2 separate regions of the Homo sapiens genome follow, and region 1 is linked to region 2. The links are chromatin loops, found by intact Hi-C in ENCODE. Cell type or tissue: PC-3. All regions are shown on one strand. Each heading gives the region's core, and the rest is flanking DNA. Links, peaks and the distances in the headings are about the cores only.

The links. Hi-C counts contacts between places; a loop is a spot of excess contacts. Peaks named below come from ENCODE experiments on the same cell type or tissue, not always from the same donor. Only the 100,000 strongest peaks of a DNase experiment are listed, where the experiment ranks them.
Region 1: it touches region 2 in a loop (2.8-fold over the local background); 6 of 110 quality-filtered maps call a loop at or near these places.

Annotation. Positions count from the first base shown.
Region 1 is chr7:28,580,124-28,591,067 of GRCh38, reverse strand. The region is part of intron 5 of CREB5 (cAMP responsive element binding protein 5); the gene reads right to left. Among named protein-coding and RNA genes, the nearest start is that of CREB5, 170 kb to the right of the region's middle. RefSeq lists an enhancer at 1-24. In PC-3, for the core only: no CTCF peak of the experiment used is centred there; DNase peaks (open chromatin) are centred at 3,677 and 4,147; H3K27ac peaks cover 1,147 bases; H3K27me3 peaks cover 915 bases.
Region 2 is chr7:28,527,585-28,538,528 of GRCh38, reverse strand. The region is part of intron 4 of CREB5 (cAMP responsive element binding protein 5); the gene reads right to left. Among named protein-coding and RNA genes, the nearest start is that of CREB5, 120 kb to the right of the region's middle. In PC-3, for the core only: a CTCF peak has its summit at 2,070; a DNase peak (open chromatin) is centred at 4,578; H3K4me3 peaks cover 651 bases; H3K27ac peaks cover 1,668 bases.

The DNA of each region.
Region 1 (10,944 bases), core at 947-8,946, 53 kb before region 2:
TTATTAAAACAGTGGGGAACAGGGACATTTTCAGTATTTCCTCAAAAGTTCATTGATCTTGCAAAAAATTAACTTTGGCAATCTGAAAGACATCAAAGTCTTTCTAAATTAACTATACACAAAAATACACTTACTCCTAACCACACATTGAGCAGGTAGTTAGTGATAACGATGATGATAATGTCATTGAGGACTTTTGCTATATGCCAGATATTTTTATCTGTTCTTATGGCATCATCACCACAGGCTTGGAGGGCAATATCTTCATTTTAACACATTAGGGAAGAGAAACAGAGGCACTGAGTGATTAACTATAACTTTTCCAAAGTCAGAGTAACTTGGATTTCAGTTTGGGTTTTTATTATTATTATTATTATTATTATTATTATTATTATACTTTAAGTTCCAGGGTACATGCGCACAACGTGCAGGTTTGTTACACATGTATACATGTGGCATGTTCGTGTGCTGCACCCATTAACTCGTCATTTACATTAGGTATATCTCCTAATGCTATCCCTCCCCCCTCCCCCCACCCCACAACAGGCCCTGGTGTGTGATGTTCCCCTTCCTGTGTCCAAGTGTTCTCATTGTTCAATTCCCACCTATGAGTGAGAACATGTGGTGTTTGGTTTTTTGTCCTTGCTATAGTTTGCTGAGAATGATGGTTTCCAGCTTCATCCATGTCCCTACAAAGGACATGAACTCATCATTTTTTATGGCTGCATAGTATTCCATGGTGTATATGTGCCACATTTTCTTAATCCAGTCTATGATTGTTGGACATTTGGGTTGGTTCCAAGTCTTTGCTGTTGTGAATAGTGCTGCAATAAACATACATGTGCATGTGTCTTTATAGCAGCATGATTTATAGTCCTTTGGGTATATACCCAGTAATGGGATGGCTGGGTCAAATGGTATTTCTAGTTCTAGATCCCTGAGGAATCGCCACACTGTCTTCCACAATGGTTGAACTAGTTTACAGTCCCACCAACAGTGTAAAAGTGTTCCTATTTCTCCACATCCTCTCCAGCACCTGTTGTTTCCTGACTTTTTCAGTTTGGGTTTTATGATGACAAAGCTGAGTCCCATACCACCAGATATAATGTCTTTCCTATTGTCACAGCAACAAAAGACTTAAGACAAAGGAGATGATACAGAGGGAGTAGAGGAGCTGACATAGTTTATCTGCAAGAGTGAGGCCCTTAACATGGAAGCTTCACACAGCCCTTTTCTCTCCTGCTCCTTCCTCACTTGAATAAATACTCCTAATGCAGAGAAAAAAATGGAATACTCACTACCTAAATATACAAACCGTGGATATTACAGAATCTTTTTTCATCTTCATGATTACCTTTCAATAATAAGAGACTCTAGAAAGGAAAATCACATCCTATATGAAAAGTGGCAGAAATATACTCAAGATTTATGCATTTCGCTATTTGTAAACAGCAACAAAAAGAACCACAAAGAAATATCAACTCTGTTTTCTTTTTCTTTTTGTTTTTGTTTTTGAGACAGAGTGTCGCTCTGTCGCCCAGCCTGGAGTGCAGTGGCGTGATCTTGGCTCACTGCAAGCTCCGCCTCCTGGGTTCACACCATTCTCCTGCCTCAGCCTCCCGAGTAGCTGGGACTACAGGCACCTGCCACCACACTCAGCTAATTTTTTATATTTTTAGTAGAGATGGGGTTTCACTGTGTTAGTCAGGATGGTCTCGATCTCCTGACCTTGTGATCCACCCACCTCGGTCTCCCAAAGTGCTGAGATTACATGCGTGAGCCACTGCGCCCAGCCCAAATATCAACTCTATTAATGATACATATGCTGAAGTGGTTAGGAGTAAAGTTACTGATGTCTGCAACTTACTTAGAAATGCATCAAAAAATAAGACTGATGGATGGATAGATGTACAGCTATATGATAAAGCAAGTATAGCAAAGAGCCATTGTAGAATGTTAGGTGGCGAATATACAATTCTTCATGCTTTTCTATGTGTTTGAAATGTTTCAAAGTAGAATGTCAAGGAAAAGTGACCATAGAGTGAGTCTTACATTTCTAAGCTGCTCGTTTTCTGACTCCACACTTATTTAGAAAGCTGGGCAGGTGGGAAGAGAGGAGCTACGTTGCTGGGAAGAAAGCCAGCACTGGCCAATAATAATGTTGTCCCTTCCAGGGAAAACAGGCTTGGAGAACAACTGCTTGACCACTTCTAATCCAGATTCACAATCTCAAAAAAATTCTCATGCCGAGAGAAAACAGAAGCCAAAAATAGGTAAGAAAATACAGCAGGGGCAAGGAGAAGATGCCAGATTTCAACATCGCCGCACATTGTGTCATAGGCAGAGCTGCAAATGAAAGCTAGAACTGTGTACAGTTTTGCATGGTTTTGGAACCTAGACTTGGAAGGCTCTAAGGCTTGTGTATCCCCAGAGAAAAACAGGTCCTTGGTAAATATTTGCTGAATGAAGGATGCGTATTTTGTTGAAAGGTACTGAAGAAGATAAAAACAGTTTTGCAACTACTTATCTTACCTATTGATCTCTTGCTGTTTAAATTAAGAAGCTGCACATATGTGATGTCTCTTTCAACCCTTTGTGCCCATATGTGTATGCATACTTACACCAATATAGTTCCTCCGTACTAGATAACATGCTGGGCGTTTAGGAGATTCAGAAATGAATAAAGCACAATTTCTGCTTTACAGACTTAAAACCTATGTGGAAACAAACCCCATGTAACTATAATACATGGGATCTGATGTAGTAAGTACCATGAACAGCAGAGGCCTTATATTGTTTTGTTAAGATCTGACTTTACAATATAGGTCCTACATACTGTATTCAAGTCACCAGAAACAGTACCGCTACGTATAGGAAATGGCCCCCTCCAAAAGATTGTGTGATCCAGGATACCAAGAGACCAAAATTAGAATGCTGTACTGCAGATCAGAGTCTCCTGGAGAGCCTGAGATCTTTCCTCTATTTTAACCCAAATGGTTGAATTATCCCTTTGTGTCAAGAACATGATATTGCACAGAGAGTTGGCCCCAAACAGCCCTGGACCCCTGATCTGCAGTGAAGAGCTCCCCATAGCATACTTGGGTACACTAATGTAACTAGACAAGTACTGGTAAAACCAGGTGGTAGAAAAGCAGTCAGGAAATGGGATGGGGAAAGGGCAAAATCTGTGCCCATGGAGACATTTTAGGTATTGAAAAGGAGGTAATGTTTTCCACTAAAGGGCATCCAGTTGGAGACTGGTCTGAGCTGGCTCTCGTTTTATAACCTCTCAACACATGTGTGTAGTCAAGGCTGAATTTAAAACCTATACCGTGAACCTTAGGAAAATAAACCACATTAAACAAGCACAAATTGAAAATATTACACAAGAGATTTCACAGGAAATTGGTCCAAATTTAGCCTTGCTCTTTATGTATTTAAGCCTCTTATTCATTGCTTAGAACTTTATATCAGGATTTTAATATGAGTCTCTCCTCCCCCACCCCCACCCCCAGCCCAGTCCACCTCCACAATGGTCTGCTTAGTTTTACAAAATGTATTTTTTTTAACTCCCGAAGAATCCTGCTACCTTTGGCCTGCTCTTTCAGTGCTCATTAACACATGTTCCCAAACAGCGCACTGATGACTCACAGCATCAATGGTGAGGTGAGGCTGAGCATGTACCCAGAAAAATCCCACTGCAGTACCAGAGACAAGCTCCACTGTGTGATCCCTGCATCGGTGGATTTCAATGCTGATTTTACATAAAAGGTGCCAGCAATCATGACAAATGTCATTAGCAGCAAACCATTTCAGTGTCTTTCAGTCTCAGAATTCTCTAATACTACTTTCCTTTCTTCTGTAGATTGTTTTGTCTTGCTTTTAATCTTGTTGTACTGTACTTTCTCTGAGTCTCCTCAAATCCTTTTCTTGGAATGAAGCCAAGTATAGATAAATACATGAATGATTTAGAATCCCATAAATGTAACAATCCACCTTTTGTAATGACATTTGAGTTGTTCTGATGTTATCTTGGTTGGTCACATAGCAAGAGACTTCCAGAAGCAACGGCTGGACCACTCTTTCCACCTTGGGTCTGGATTTTTGCCATCAGAAATGCCCTGTGGGATGCTGCCAGGACACTCTGGTCCGCAGCCCTTCTGAGCCAGGCATTTGCCAGGTGGGAAAAGTGATGCCAAACCAAAGGGTGGTTTTGTGGGATGGACAAACATGCCCTGAGGCCACGCTGGGACGTCCCATTCTTTCTCACTTGTTGCTGCCAGACAGAATGTGATTATTACTGGAGTTTGCTTACAAACCACTTTTAGAAGGCTTATTAAATTAGAACTTGTTTTGTATTTAGTTTGGAATTTTTTAATGATTTCGAGGTCTGGAATTCATGTTGCTTCCCCACTTCTCTCTATCACACCACAGGAAAATGCTTGCTGGTGAATGTGATTAAGTTTACTCTGATCTCTTTTCTTCGCCCTTATAATTCTCTACTCTTTATGGATGTGAGAAAGCTCCAAAAGAATAGAATAAGCCATGCAAAGAGCCCGAGGTCAGACTTCAGCTGGAGAGGGAAGGGGGCTGTCCAGAGGCCTGGCAGGGACAGGTACCCTATTGCTTTTACTGGGGTAGAACTGTGGGAAGTTTCTTTACAATTATTATCATTTTGCTAATTCCTATTTTAGAAAGATTAAAAGAACACCCTGGGCCCCTCCCAGAGCTCTGAGCTTCTTTGGGGGAACTCGCTGCCTCCTCCCCTTCTCCTCCTGTCGTGGCAGCCACCACACTCACTGAGGGGTCTTTCATCAGGGCTCTAGAGAAACATGGGTTTGGAAGATGCCCACACAGATTTCTGGCCCGTGACAGTGAGGACCACAAGGAGCATGGGCTTTTGGAGGTGTCCCTTCAAACCAACTCAGTGGTCTGACTGGGAGAATTGCTTCCATTTTCTGGCTTATTAAAAATAGTAAGGGAATCAAGATGACATAGTGATTTGATGAGCCCTTGAGAAACAGAAAACCCAGGATCACTCCATCCAAAAAAAGATGCAAAGTTCTAAAGATAGGAGAATTCAAACAAATAGGGAGGTTATGCAGCCAAAGGGGCCCTTTATTATCTGTTATGCTCAAAGGTAAATACACTTCCCTGACTGAAAGTATTAAATTTTCAAATGTTCAAGTAATCGTTAACCTAGTTCCGACCGCACAGGTGTCTGCAGCCTGCACCCATCCTGACTCAATGAGAGCCTCAGACAATGAATATGTCTAGTTGCTTTTAACACCCTCCCATGCGGGCTCACTCTGGGTGGTCATCTCTTGCCCCCTCATGCCCCAGAACAATTCTGGTGGTGGGGCTTTATTGGATTTCTCGGAGCATTAGGTTTCTGGGAGCATATAAACTCAAGGACGTTGCCTTTAAATCACTCAGAGCCAGGGAATAAGGCAGAGGACGCTTCAAAAAGAATTAGGAAAAGTTAACAGATCAAAAGAACAGTCCTGTCACATAAGCTACTTCCTTTTTCAAAAACATGTATTAGGAGCACAGCAGTTAAAACTCTGATCGGTCACGAAAATGAGCCCTAGCCCTCCGGCTGAGGGGCTGAGATGCATTAGGCACCACCTAAAAGAAATTTCTCAGTGATTAAGCTCAGTGTCTGCAGAAACACACAAACACACACACGGAAAAACAAGGCCCACCCTGGGCTCTCCTTCCCCAGGTAAGTCCCTGGTGTCCTTTCCTTCTGTGTCCACACAGGAAGTTGGTTCAGGGCTGCTGGAATGTTATTAGCTGCTAAGAACATCTTAGAAGGCTGAGTTGAAAAGCCCCCATACCTCTCTACAATGCTGATCTTCCATTCTTTGCAAATTATAGGGCAGACAGCTTAATCAACAAGAAGTGTGTGCTTCAGAATCCCGCAACTACTACTGAGCAGAACATTCGAGGCTAAAGAAAAAACTCCCTTGTTTGCCTCAAAGTGGATGTTTATGGCAGTGTAGGTTTGCAGCCCAGGTAAAATGCATCTCTACTAAGATCTTTCATAGAAGATAGTCACTGTGGATCTGTTTGATCTAGAGCAGGCCTCTTCGTTCCCTTTCTGTACAAATGGAGAACAAAGAACTGGGGGCATCTCACCAAACAGGTCCCAACAGCAAGATAGCTGTTCTCCAGAAAGTAGTCTTGTTTTTATTTTTAGTTGGCTTTTTCTCTTAATGTATTTATCCCCCACATCTGTTACAGTTCAATAAAATGAGAATGGAGTGATAGTTTTTTTTTTTTTTAACCACGATTCCGTTGGCAAAGCAGATAGATCCATAATTACATGGAGACACATGTATTCGTTTTCTAGGGCTGCAGTCACAAATTACCACAAACTGGGTGGTTTAAAAGCCACAGAAATGTATTTTTTCACAGTTCTGGAGGTTAGAAGTCTGAAATCAAGGTGTCAGCAGCAGGGGTTCTTTCTCAGGGCTCTGAAGGAAAGTTGCCCCATGCCCAGCTCCTGGATTCTGGTGGTGGCTGGCAATCCCTGGCGTTCCTTGGCTTACAGCTCTGTCCCTCCAATATACGCCTCTGCAGACACATGGCACTCTCCCTGTGTGTCTCTGAGTCCCCGTGTCTCCACATGGCCTTCTTATAAGGACACCACTCATTGGATTTAGGACTCACCCAAATCCTCCACAATGTCATCTTAACCTGATTACAGACCCTATTTCCAAATCAGGTCCCATCCGCAGGGGCCAGGGGTTAGGACTTCAACACATATTTTTGAGGGGACACAATTCAGATCATGACAACATACATGCAATAATTAAAGAGGAAAACCACAGGGCCTCGCCTGGGAGATGAGGACACTCTGAGCCTGTGAAGGAGGAAGAAGTAAAGGACTGTCCCAGGGGCTGGGCACTGAGAAGGAGGCCTCAGGAAGTCATCATTGCGTTCCGTGAGGTATTCCCACCGGCAGAGTTCGGGCTTGACTGTGGTAGAGGTGAAATTGTGAAGAGAGAGGAAAAGATAACAGTGAAATCCTGGCAGACTAAACTAAAAAGTGGAGTGGAAGTGTGCAGGTTGAAGGTGGAGGCTGTGCCCAGCGCGGTGGCTCACTCCTGTAATCCCAGCACTTCGGGAGGCTGAGGCGGGCAGATCAGCTGAGGTTGGGAGTTCGAGACCAGCCTGACCAGCATGGGGAAACCCTGTCTCTACTAAAAATACAAAATTAGCCGGGCGTGGGGGATCATGCCTGTAAACCCGGCTACTCTGGAGGCTGAGGCAGGAGAATCGCTTGAACCTAGGAGGTGGAGGTTGCATTGAGCTGAGATCATGCCATTGCACTCCAGCCTGGGCAACAAGAGCGAAACTCCATCTCAAAAATAAAAATAAAAATAAAAATGAAGGTGGAGGCTGAAGCACAGGCGGCTCTGCCCATGAATGCTGCCTCTCTGCTCCTCTTGAAGCTCAGTGCTGTGGGCACCTTCTTGCAATCATGTGTAAGTGTACCCTGCCTAAAAGGGTAGACTGAAATGATACAACTTCCTTTGTTATTGTTGTTCTACCCTTTCCTGAGAGATTGAAATGGACAGATCCCCATCAAGTCTCTATGTTTCCCTTCTGATGATTTTCTTCCCTCGCATCCAAATACTAGAAGTTATTTCATGTTTTATTCTCCCCTCAATCACCTATCACCTCAGAAGCCACAGCTTGCCTGTCCAATCTCATCCACTTTCCATGATGATGATGGCATCACTGGTTCTCCCGGAAATTGATCTTTAAGATGGTACTTGCTTTATCATACCCAATAATTCACTTTTCCTCTTGTTTGTGGTACATAGAGAAAAAAGCATCTTCCAATTTTGTAGTTTTCAAACTATGCTCTTGCTGAAGAGCCCTTTGTTCAAAGAAATGCTTATGTGGAAACCCAACTAAGTTCACATATGTGAAGCTGCTGTGGTTGAAGACATACCTGGGAAATGGGGAGCCCTGCCCACCTGGCCAATCTCCACACCCCTCATGCTTGGCAGCCCCTGGGCAGGCTCTGTTGGGCCCAAGTTAGTGGATTCGAGGTGCCCATATTTTAATAATTCATCTTTATATTATGGCACCTAGATTTCACATTACAATGTTCTGGGATCTGCCTGCTATTTACTTATTTAATTTTAAAAAAACCATCAGTTATCTTGTTTTTCCCAAGAAATTTAAACAGTTTCCCAAGAATTGTCATATGTCAGCCTGTGTTCTGCCCTCTTCTCCCTTGGGGTCTGCCGTCTAACTTTCCTCAAGGCTCTGATGGAATCCAGTTCTGTTTGGACGCTCCTCTAAAACTCACCACACGTCTAATTTCAGTACAATTAACAAAATTTGTAAGTTCTTTTCATTTCTTGACTGGAGATAAGGACTGAAAATTAAGTCAATTAGTAGAGAAGATAATGTATACTACAAGAAAAATGAGACCCATCACCATAAAAACTGATATAACAGTTAGACTTTGGAAAACTCCCAACTTTCCAGAGAAATCCACCACGGAAATATGAAGGATCAAATGCTTTTCATGGAAACACCTTGAAAACAAGCTTCCTATCATAAGACTAAAAAGAAGTTGATGCAACAGGGTCTTTGACGTAAAAGTTAACAATGGAACTCATTAAGAACTGATACAAACAATACACTACTGTGACTTAGTAAAAATGTGGTTCCCCGTGAAGGTTACCATTGAGAATGAACAAATTAAAGTTCTGTCTTTATTAAACTCCTTGCTGATGAAGGCCATTTCCCTTGGCCTTTCTCTACCCCTAAATTCCAAGAACAAATGAAAAACGAAAAAGCAGCAACTCTATACTCCCATGAAATTTTACCTAAGGACAGGCTTTAATACTACTGAGAAAGTGTGGGATTTCTGTTTCTTTACAGCACTATTTTGTCACCTTTTATAAAAACCCAGACAGGAATGCCCCTTTGCAATATTTTCCCACTAAACAGTTTTTCTATATAAATATCCAGGACCACAAATCCCCGGAAATCACTACAGTGCAACTTTCATTTACTTCTTATTCGTACAGGGGCATTCACCCAAAGAACCTTTTGTGCAAAGGGTAATAGCAAAAGAAGTATCTTTCCAATGCCTAGAATGGGAGAGGAGGTTCTTCTTTCTCACCCCACCCTGGCACTACATCTGTGAGAAGGTGTGCACCAAGTCACCTGCATTCTTGACAGGCAGACAGGGCATTGATTACCCAGACATGGCGCCTCCCTTGCTTCTAGTGAGGTCACCCGGGTCTTCCCTGCCCTGTCTAAAAATCACAGTTGGCTTTGCGATGCTTGACAGATTGTTTGGGTGCCTGTGGAGACAAAGCTAACTTTCACTGTACTGTAGTGGGCCTGATACAATAACTGGAGGCTGTTGGGTGTTTTCTTCTGATTCAGCCTTTCTTAGGAAGCTCTTGAGGGTCTGATTCAACCACTTGAGCTACAAACAACCACTATGGGAGGAAGAGGTAAAGGGGAGGAGAGAGACACCCATACTTGAGGGCGTTTGTGATTCTCTTTAAGCACCCGCAGGCCTCTGCCTGTGACTGTGGTACAGGCCTTGGCAAGGAACCAACCAAGTCTACGGGAAAAATAACGTCTGGAAGAATGTCTTGTCATACTCTTTTCTCTTTAATGGCTTGGTGAGCCTTTTCACCAGGCGCAGCTTCTGTTGTGAACACTCCGCTGGTTAAAAAATCCCCTGGCCACACTTTCTCTGAGATCCCTAAAGAAGGCTGGAGGAATATTCGGGCACAGTTATTTCAAAATGATACAGCAAAGGAAAGAAGAAATAATACAAAATCTGGAATCTGGAGTTTGTGTGCAAGAAGGTTAAACACATTGGGAAAAAGTAAAGTTCAAGTTGTCACTGTTCTGCCTCCTAAACAGCCTTGCTGCTTTTTGGCTGGGGGTTTCCTCACTCTTCTGCACTTTGTCTCTCAGACTGTTTCGAACCTAGCCTCTAACTGAAGACCCATCTTGTTATTCATTTTTCTATTTTTAATTAGAGGAACACAGTGTCATGAAAAAAATTAACTTTCATCTCCAGACTTGAGAAAAGCCAAGAATTCAGACCTCCAATCAAAAAAGCTTCCTGAGTACCAGCACTCATTCATGCTGGTTTTGTATCTGATGCAGTTTTCATTCAATTTGAAGCTCAATGGGTATGAAACCCAATGAAATGAACCAAGAGAAGGACATCGTCCAAACATGTTGAAGCACTTGTGGGTGATTGGTCGGGCCTTTGTGTTCTGTGGCTCCTTTGAGAAGCCTCTGTCTCAGGCAGGCTCCAAACTGCCAACTCAACCAAGCAAATAATAATTATTCCTAATGGCAATAATAATTATGGAATGCAGTGGCCCCAATATAAGGCTGTTTGTCTGTGGCTTCAGGTGGGGTAGCCAAAGTTTCACACACTCTTTTTATAAAAATCTGTCTATCTCTCTCTCACACACACACACACACACACACACACACACACACCAATTTGCCAAATGAGATTTCGACAAACTCACTCCTCTGGTTCTCTGCAAAGTGCCTGACTACAGAGCTGCGTTAAATAAGTAGCAGCTATCTATTGTGTGTGTGTGTGTGTGTGTGTGTGTGTGTGTGGTGGGGGGGGATTGGGACAAATCTAGCAGTTGACACCACATGCCCCCCCCACACACACAGACACCCCTCATTTTCCTTTTAGTTAAAAGTCTTCAACTTTCTCCAATTCCAGACTTTTATTTCATCAGATTTTTATTTGGGTGTACCTGGTCTGTAAAATTCATCAGTCACCTCTAACAGCATGAAGCTTAGTTGAATTATTTTAAATTAATTCTTTCAATGTTTTAGAAAGTCTATGATTTGGAGTAGGCATCTATAGGTTGCCTTTTGTTTAGTTTTGGCATTTAAATATACACTGACTCAACA
Region 2 (10,944 bases), core at 1,486-9,485:
TAAAATTGATCAACCCCTAGCAACGTCGTGAAAGAAAAAAAGAGAAGAGTCATATATTATATCAGGAATAAAATAGGGGACATAGCTACATATGCCACCAAAAGATAAAGACTTTAAGCGAATAAAGGTTTCATCACAAGACAGAGTCCATGTGTCTAGTTGAAATGGAGTAAGAGGCCAGGCACGGTGGCTCACGTCTGTAATCCCAGCACTTTGGGAGGCCGAAGCGGGCAGATCACTTGAGGTCAGGAGTTCGAGACCAGCCTGGCCAACATGGCGAAACTCTGTCTCTACTAAAAACATAAAAATTAGCTGGGCGTGGTGGGGAGTGTCTGTAATCCCAGCCACTTGGGAGGCTGAGGTGAGAGAATCACTTGGACCCGGGAGACAGAGATTGCAGTGAGCAGAGATCGCGCCACTGCACTCCAGCCTGGGCAACAGAGGGAGACTCTGTCTCAAACAAAAATAAAAACAAAACAAAACGATAACAACAACAACAACAAAAACCATAGTTAAGAAACCATGGAGGCAACATACAGATTTTTTCCCCCAGTGTTTTTGTAATTGACGTTTCCCTTGAACTTGGTCACATTCGATTACAGAGAATTACTAGTGAAAGGTCTAAACCTTCCTGTACATCAAGATAGAGTAAGGCTAGTATGTATGTGGGTAGAAACCCAAACGGTATTCAAATCTGCTAAATATAAACAAAGAATGGATGCCAAAAAGAAGAATGTGCATGTACTGACTCCAATGTGCAGGGCTTGAAACTGACATGAAGTTCTCCTTTCTCATGACAGACTCCTGTTCTTATTTTTTACTTTGAACAAATCGGTTATGAATTTTGGGGATTTGTAAGCATACCCTGTTGGAAATTCACATTTCTTTAATCTGCCTCCTCCTTTTCACTCCCCACAGAACGTCAAGCAGCTCCCAAGTTCTGCCTCTGTTAACTCCCCCTGTATTCATGTAAATAGGCTATGATTCAACTCCATCCAGTAACCCCAGCTGTCTCTGCCATCTCCCATCTTTGTACACCTCCATGTCCATTTCTGAGGCATTTGCATCAGGTGAGCTGTCTCAGAGTATAATTTTAAATGGCCATATGCTCAACATAATTGCATATACTGTGCTATGTTAAAAAAAAAAGGCTTTAAGTGCATGTTGTAGGAAATTCTTTTGTGTTTTGGTGGTAAAGTTCAGAGCTGTTCTAAACATTTATTGGGGAAAAAATGGGTAACCATATGAGATGACAAATATGTTAATTTGCTTCACTACAGTAATCCTGTATCATGTATCTCATGTATCTCATAACATCATGTCATATTTCTCAAATATAGACAATAAAATGTATTAGAAAAAATCTGACTGGACTTCAATGAATATACAAGAACAGCACAATTCAACCTCTCTAAATCTCAGTTTCCTTACCTTAAAAATGGAGCCAATCCTCCCATCTTGAAGATGACTGTGAGAATTAAATAGGACTGTAAGCATTAAGCTTCCAGCACAATTGTGGTATGTAGTACGTGCTTAGTACAGTACAGCTAATATTGTAGGGGATCAGCATGGTTAAGCAGTGGTACCACTTTTGGAAAAAAGCAAACCAGTGTTAGTTAGATTTGGGCTTCTCCACTTACTGGTAGAATGACCTCAGGCAAGTAACTTAACCGTCCTGGGCTTCAGTATGCTAAGCTTAAGATGGATATAAAATAGCTACTTTTTTAGGGTTGTATGAGAATTAAGTGAAACTAAATAAGATTGTGACTATAGACAATACTGATGGACAACATGTAACACTCACAAGTCATTAGTATATGTTCCACACCCATGTTCAGTAAACAGTAGTAGATATTATTAGTAAAGGCACTAATGCTATCAAAAATGTTAATTTAGGATTGATGACCGGCTCTTGCCTGGAATGCCAGAGGTAAACCTGATTCAGTAGGTGATTCCACAAGCCCCAGGCTGGCCAGGCCAGTACAGTGCTGCCTCGTGAAGCTGCCAAACCCTAATGCAAGGAAGTTCAGGTCTGAGCTGGGTCAGGCTTGAAAACAGCAGAGACAGAGTTCCTACCACTAGGAGAATCACTGAGCTTCAGAGCTGGAAGGGAGCGCTGCAGTTGGCAAGCAGGCAGCAAGGACAACATTCCAAGGAGATGCGCCTTACCTCATGATAGAGTGGGAGAAAAGAAACAGACAGACTCTGAGAGGGGATCAGGAAACACAGGTGCAATGTTAGACGGCTCTGCGAAGTCCAAGGCACGCTTTTCCCACTGTTCTTTTGAGACTATTCTATGACTTTGAAATAGAAAGAGAAAACTAAACAGCATCCCCCTTCGTGTACCTTATAGGCTCAAGGTGCTTTTTGAACATTGTTTGCTGGTTTCTCAGCAGACATAGGCAGACAGCGTGTTTTCTCTGCAACATAGATGGGGAAATCAAGACACTCTATGAGGAGTGACTTGTGACAATAAATACTTCAGCAGGCACAAGAAAGACCCAGGGTCTCTGAGGGACCCATTTACAGCTCTGGGCTCAGAATTATGATTTGACCTGATGTGTTTTAATTAAGTTGTAACACAGTTTTCTCTTTTTTTCATTTTCCGTCCTTTTAGATTGGAAACCTGAAGAACATAACCAAGTTCTACCATGTAGGCTTTTGGTGGGACAGAAGTTAGCACAGCCCAACCAAGGAGAAAAAAAGGAGTGCAATAGAAATGGTTAGCCTAGGAGGGCAGAAAGAACCTTTCCTAGAAAATTCATGCTCACCACATCAATAGTATTCTTTTCTCCCTTTCTTCCTTCTTTTCTCCTTTCCATTACTTCTCTTCCTTTTTCCTTCCTTCCTTCTTGCCCTTTCTCTTTTCTCTTCCTTCCTTCCCTTCTCTTTTTCCTTCCTCCCTCTTTCTCTCCTATACAAATTAATTTGTATAACCACTACATAAATATTTGTTAAGATGATATAGTGTCTGAAAATCCAGGGTTTTTAAACAAGCATAAGTGAAGGAAAGTAAGGTAAATGAAAGAGGAAGTCGAGATGAAGAGAAGGAAATATTATGAGACTTCTACTCCCATTTTTTCCTTCCTTCTCTCCTTCCTTCCCTGCCTCCCTCTCTTCTTCCTTCTTTCCTTCCCTCCTCCTCCCTTCCTCCCTTCCACCTTTCCTCCCTTCCATCCTTCCCTCCTTCTTTCCTTCCCTCCCTCCCTCCCTCCTTTCACTTTTCCTAAAGAAATTGGTTTAACCACAGAGGACTATTTGCAGCCAGTAGAGGAAAAACCTCTACTATGTAATCCACAAGTATGAATGTTCCTGCAAAAAGACTTGAGTCTGTTACCAAATTGGGCCCGACCTAGCCTTCCTTGTAAGGCTGCCTTCGTGTGACCACACTGGGCCTTAAAGAGCCGGTGTAGATGGGGTGACCATGGGACAGCAAAGGGGCCACAATATCCCATTGCCTAATTCACCAGGACCAGCAGGAACCAGAGATGCGAGCTGCAGTCCGCAAGCCCTCAGGTAAGAAACACATGGCCAAGGATGAGTACATTTCTAAATATAAATAAATAACTGGGAGGTGATACGGGACATCAGGGCCTTGAGAACTCAGACTCCAGAGTCAAACTATTAGGTTCAAACCTGGGCTTTCTCACTTAGAAGGCCTGTTACCCTGAGAAAGTCACTTTATCCCTCTGGGCCTGTTTTCTGGTCTCCAAAATGGGGACATAATAGCGTGTACCTCATAGGGTTATTGTGAGGATTACAAAAATTAATTTCTATAAGCACTACATAAATATTTGTTAAGATGATGATGCAGATGGTGTCTGAAAATCCAGGGTTTTTAAACAAGCATAAGTGAAGGAAAGTAAGGTAAATGAAAGAGGAAGTCGAGATGAAGAGAAGGAAATATTATCTGAGACTCCTGTTTGAAAATTCTCATGTTTGGAGAAAAGTGGCTGCAGAAGAAGTGCCCTGTTACACTGGGATGCTGGCTGGAATTGTCATCTTGCTCAGTAATAACTCTGAGAGGCCCCACGATTACAGGAGGGATTGCCTCAATTGCTACATAGCTTACAAGATGTTTTCCCTTCAGCCTAAGGCAAGGGGTCCACCCAGCCCTTCTCCTCCACTGGGAGAGGGAGGGGCTGAGCTGGAGAGGGCTCGCGGGGGAGGACGCAGGGTGGGCTGAGACACAGAGGCCAGAGCATCTATTGCCCTTCCTAGAAGGCAGGGCCTCCTCATCCTACTCAATAAAGACTTCCTTGTTTTTCAGCACACAGAGTAATCTCTGAAAGACTGCACTCCAATTTGAAAATGAGCCAAGAGCCAGTGGGAAATTCTCCAGCAAATTGCACAGGGAGACAATAATACGAAGGGCAAGTGGATCAAAGCGTCCTTATTTTTTTCTTCTGGAAATTCCTATTCCTGAGGCCTGAGGCCCTGTGGGTCTGAGACTCTTCCCCCCAGTGTTGTCAGGATCATAGTGTTCACAAAATAGATACAGATTTGCTTTTCCAGGGTTGGGATGACAGGATCTAGGTTCTCAGAACATAACTGAAAATCAACTCATGTCAAAAGTAAATGTTGGAGTCCTGCATATGCCCTGTCATTCTGACTCATGTTTACACTTGGTTTTTATTTCAAAAAAAGATGTTAAGCCAGCCTATGTAGCACCATTTAGGAGAAGAGGAGGAAGAAGAGGAGGACAAGGATGATTCCCCTCAAGAGCTCTGACTTGGGATGGGAACCTCACAATATATTCAGGTTTGGTTGCTGTATCAAGAAGTAAAAGAATTTCAAGCTCCTTTAAAACAGAAGAGGAGGCAGCCTCTGCCCAATACAGGACTGAGCTCATTGAAAACTTCTCAGAGGACATGATGTAAAATGGAGAGCTCAAAAACCCGTAAAAATAACCCTTAGCCTTTTAGAAATTATAAGTGGGGAACTTAGTTCTTACCCAGTAGAATTTTAAAATGCTATGTCCTTCCGGAAATCCTGTGGTGCTTTCTGAAATGACTTACTGACAGTATGACTGAAGTCAGTGTCTCCATGCAAAGTGCAGGTACGCACGACAGGAAAGGACAGCAACTGTGCGGGGACAGGTATGGTCACCAGAGTGTCCATGTGTCTTATGGCCCGGAACAAGTTATGCGGTCTCGCCATCCCTTCTGTCACTGGGGACAATTACTTTTTTTCCCTAAAGTTTATGATGTCCACATGTTTATAAAGGTTAAGGGAGGTAGATTTAAAAAGTCTGGTCTTGCTTCGTTACACAAGCTTTGACTTCCCGTTTCCTTAAAGGCTGGCTCTTTCTTTTTTTCTTTTTGAGATGGAGTCTTGCTCTGTTGCCCAGGCTGGAGTGCAATGGTACGATATCGGCTCACTGCTACCTCCGCCTTCCAGTGTGCACCACCACACCCGGCTAATTTTTGTATTTTCAGTAGAGACAGGGTTTCACCATCATGGTCAGGCTGGTCTTGAACTCCTGACCTCATGATCCAAGCCTGGCTCTTTCAACAAGCATCCTATGTCTCTAACTGTGGGACATTTTATGTCATAAGTGGATCTTCCCACTCCTGTGTTCTCACATCTTATTATGTGCTAAACACAGTTCTAAGTTATTTCCCACAGTAACTCTTGTCTAAGGGGTTGGTGCTATTACTGTTATCCCATTTGACAGATGAGAACACTTAGGGTGAGAGGTATAGTAACTTCCTATGATTACATAGCTGGCAAAAGCTGGGATACAAACATAGATCTTTTGGCTTGGAATTCTGTGCTCTTACCACTATGTTATCCTGCTGATCAAATGAACAAAGTTCTTGCTTTAGCCTAATGTGTTTGTAGTTGTAGTAAATAAAATATACCAATTTTCAATTACTTTGTTAGTTCCTTTTTCTCCATTTCCTTAAAAAACAAAAACAAACAAACAAACAAAGAAAACCTTCCGATCCACGAGACCCGAGGCACTGTTGGTCTGGGACTCTTTCCCTCTGAAGTTGTCACGATGACACTGTTCACAAAGTAGAGGCAGATTTGCTTTTCCAGGGTTGGGGTGCCAGGAGCTGTATTAGATCTCTGGATAACAATTTTGCAATGCAGCTGCTGCATAACAAATTACCACAAAATTTCGTGGCTTAAAACAACATTTATTATCTCACGGTTTCTCTATGTCAGGAATTCAGCAGCAGCTTAGCTGGATGGTCCTGGCTCAGGCACTCTTATGAGGTTGCAGTCAAGATATCAGCCAGGGCTATATTCATCTGAAGGTTTGACCGGGACTGGAGGATCTGCTTCCAAGATGAGTCTCTCCTATAGCTGTTTGGCAGGGGGCTTCAGCTCCTGGCCACGTGGACCTCTCCACAGGGCTGCTTGAGTGTCCTCATAGCATGGCTCTGGCTTCCCCAACCCCTACAGAACCCTGTTTCACAAATGTTGGTGTCTTGCGTTGAAGTAATAATTTTCCACTGACAAAGTTTTAGCCTCAGTTTTTATTTATTTTTTGAGACGGAGTCTTGCTCCGTTGCCAGGCTGGAGTGCAGTGGCACAATCTCAGCTCACTGCAACCTCCGCCTCCTGGGTTCAAACGATTCTCCTACCTCAGCCTCCCGAGTAGCTGGGAGTACAGGTGCGTGCCACCACACCCGGCTAATTTTTTGTATTTTAATAGAGACAGGGTTTCACCATGTTAGCCAGGATGGTCTCGATCTCCTGACCTCGTGATCTGCCCACCTCAGCCTCCCTAAGTGCTGGGATTACAGGCGTGAGCCCCCACGCCCGGCTAGCCTCAGTTTTTAGTTAGGGTCTCCATACCCCTCTCTGTTGGCCTGGTTTCAGAATTCCTATGTAAAGTAAAAGTTTAATGAGTCTATGAGATGGTGTTACGTGTTGCATTGTATCCCTCCTTTTCAAATTCATATATTGATGTTCTAATCCCCAGGACCTCAGAATGTGACCTTGTTTGGCAACAGGGTCATCACAGATGTAATTAGTTAAGATGAGGTCATTCCGGAGGAGGGTAGGCTCCCAATCTATCATGAGTGGTGTCCTTATGAAAAGGGGAAATGTGGACACAGACACACACAGGATGAACACCATATGAACATGAAGGTGGAGACTGGAGTGATGCATCTACAAGTAACACCAGAGATGGCCAGCAAAACACTCGAAGCCAGGAGGGAGGCTTGGAGCAGTGCCTCCTTCAAAGCTCTCAGAAGAAATCAGCCTTGCCAACACCTTGATCTCGGACTTCAAGCATCCAGAGCTGTGAGGCAACACATTTCTGTTGTTCTAAGCCACCCAGTCTAGGGTACTTTATTACCGAAGCCATGGGGAATTAAGAGATGAAAAGAAAAAAAAACCTAGAGACCAAGAGACTATATAAGACAAGCAGGCCTGGTTACTTTGCACCCATGGATTGACCATGGGGCTTTCCCCAAAACATTATATTGTGCCTCTTCCCCGCCACCCACTGGGAAAAAAAAACAACATTTGACCTTCAAAAAGCACATTCCCCAGTAAAACTGGCAAAAACTCAGAATAGACAGTCAAGGTTTCCTGATCTCACCCAAGAAAATGGAAATTTTATTACATTCCACGACCACAAGGTTTTTCCTAAGCTCATTAAGCATATTTTTCCCGCAGAAGATCTTGTCTTAATAAGGCCACCACTATCCCTTTCCTCTGGCCTCCATCATCAGCCAGGATAAAAGGCAGGACTGCGGGTGGAGATGAGTGGGGACTCTAGAGAGTTCCAGCACTGCTTGTTTATTTTGAGACACACTTGCGCTTCTACTTGGGCCATCACAACTGTGGTCAAAGGACTCGGAATCTGAAGAACACAAACAAAGCTAACTATGGCGAAAAGCCAGGGTAAAGTTTTCTTCAGCAGCGTAGAGGGAGGGCCATTTTGCATAGCCTTTTATATGATAATCGCAGCTCCTTCATCTGTATTGAACTTTGCAGCAAGAAGGAAAAATAAATAAGGCTGACTAATGGCTTGTTTCCCCAAAGGCAGCTTTTTATGGGATCATATGTTTTTTCAGCTTTTCAGTCACAGTTTCCTGCCTGGACATTAGGAGCCCTTGACATTGGCTATGGCTTCGTGCACCCTGGACGACAGCCCAAGCTGCCCCTGAGCAGCTCGACTAGGGTCCAGCTGGACCACGGCCCCTTCCTAGGTCTCAGTGATGGTGAACCTTGTTCCCTTTGATAAGCTGCACACAGCAGCATGTCTTTCAACACCTTCCAGGTCAAGCATGGCTCCTCTTATCTGACGGGCGAGGAAAACCAATGTGGGTTGGATCAGAAGCCTGGATCCGGAGCCTGTGACAGTGTGTACCAATTCAAAAGCAATCACAAAAGCGACTCTGAATTGCTTTTGCTCCTGTTCTATTCACCACTGCTCCTTCCAAAGTCAGAGGGGACTTTTAGAATTGGGCAGTCTTGAGTTTAAATCCCAGCTCTGCCATTGGATGACTAAGGACAAATAGCTTAATCTCTGAGTTCATTTCTTATCAGGAAAATTATAAGTGATAAAACCTGCCTCATGGAGCTGTGATGATAAGAGATAATTTTGCAAGATATCTGGCAAATAGTAGGTGCTCAGTAAACAATAGCTGGTGTGATTATCAGGTGTCCCAAATAGCCTCACCGTAGAAGAAACTTTCCTGGCAGATTAACGTATAGAAAGGTAAAGCAAAGTGTGTTGGAGCTGAGCATGTCTTGAAGTTGGGTTGAGGAAACAAACAAGCAAAACATGACAGTCTTCCAGCTGTCTCTGTGCAGCTTTCACTTGATTTCCCCACATTTGGGTGGGAAGAAATTATTCTGGAAATCCTTCTGACTTGCTCTCCCTCTCAGAGGGCCATAGAGCAAGGAAATCAGGTTGGGAAGAAGAGAGACAGACAGTTTTTGTTCTTTATTTTCCCACCTTGGATTCTGTGTTTGAGGGAATGAAGGGGTTGATTAAAAGGTACCACCCTCTTACTCTTGAGTAATTGCAGTTTAATTATATTTAGGCCAGTGGTTTTATCATGTTAAATTTGGGGAGAAGGCACAAGATGAGTCATGGAAAAATTTTTGATAAAATTGTGGAAACTTGGGACATCTGTGATTTTCTTTCTCTCGTCTCACTCCTTCCCTACTTTCCTGGCCCATCCTTTTCTGCCTGCCAACAGGGTCCTCTGCAGGGAGCACAGGGAAGTGCTTCCCACCTTGGCACCTCCTTCGGGGCTTTGGCTATTGCCTGAGTGGTCAATTAGCAGAGCTCCATAGTCAGTGACCACTCTCGTGCATTCTTGGGTGGAAAAACTGGAGCCCAGATCCCTCCAGGGGTCAGCTGGTCTCCAGAACCTCCAGATGTAGCCCAGCAGGCCACAGGAATAAGCAACAGACACCAGTTGTGCTCCAGGTCATAGCTTTAGAGTTGCTCCCACAGAAGAATCAGGAATCTGTTGCTGTTGCTTTTCCTCATGAATCACATTCTTCCACCTCCAAGTTTGTTGCCTCAGAAGGACTGGTGTGTCTCCTTGGTTATGAGGAATCATTGCAAAGTCAATTGATGTTCTACCCTCTCATGACCTCTCCAAGGTCCAGCCTTAAAGCAACAAGGTTAGGATATCCCGGAAGTTGTGGAAGCCACCAGAGAGATTCTGAGATAATGTTCAGAGTATGGCCAAAGAAGGGAAATAAATATCATATTCTTCTTTAAAAGTGAGAAACACACCTATTCTGCATTGGCAAGCCTTTTTTTTTTTTAACCTAAAACATTGGTTAAGGTAATAACAATTATAATCACGCTCTTTTTTTTTTTTTTTTTTTTTTTTGAGATGGAGTTTCGCTCTTGTTGCCCAGGCTGGAGTGCAATGGCGCGATCTCGGCTCACTGCAACCTCCACCTCCTGGGTTCAAGTGATTCTCCTGCCTCAGCCTCCCGAGTAGCTGGGATTACAGGCATGTGCCACCACACTTGGCTAATTTTGTGTTTTTAGTAGAGACAGGGTTTCTCCATGTTGGTCAGGCTGGTCTCCAACTCCCAACCTCAGCTGATCCTCCCGCCTCAGCCTCCCAAAGTGTTGGGATTACAGGCGTGAGCCACTGCACCCAGCACATACTCATTTGTATAGCACACTGAAGTTTACAAACTGCTTTCACATAATTGAGAATTGAAATATTAAGCATTCAGGATGTCACAGCATCTTCAAACACTATCCTTTCATCATGAAATATTCCCCTTGACAATTACAGAGCAATTAATGCCGACTCAGTGATAGCCTATGTCAGGAAGATCTGCTCACTTGCACACAGGTAGAAGCGATGGGCCCCAAGTTTCAAGAAATCTTTGGACTGTACATTCAAAGTGTCTTGAAGTGTCAGTACATCCCAAGAAAGTGTGGGTGCAGCAAATGTCAGCATAGCTCTGGCCTGAACTAAACAAAACATGCTTTCCATTTAGTAAGTATATTCTATGTGCAAGGCAATTTGCTGGACCCGCACATGTAATTGTGCCCAAACCTCACTATAACTTTGCAAGGTAGATAAACATGGCGGCTCAGAAAAAGTTAAATGACTTGGTAAGGCCACGTAGCCAGTAGGTATGGATAGCTCAAGCTCTTTCCATTACAGTGGTGCAAAGTAGGTTCCACAAGATCCTGGCTTCAAGAAAGGAATAATATGAAACAAACAATAAGTATATTTCACAAGAGAATTTTTTTGAGACAGGATCTCTCTCTGTCACGCAGGCTGGAGTGCAATGATGCAATCAAAGCTTACTGCAACCTCAAACTCCTGGGCTGAGACCCTCCTGTCTCAGCCTCCTGAATGGCTAGGAATACAGGCATGCACCACCATGCCTGGCTAATTTTTTAAAAACTTTTTTGTAGTGATGATGTCTCACCATATTGCCCAGGTTGGTCTTGAACACCTGTCCTCAAGTGATCCTCCTACA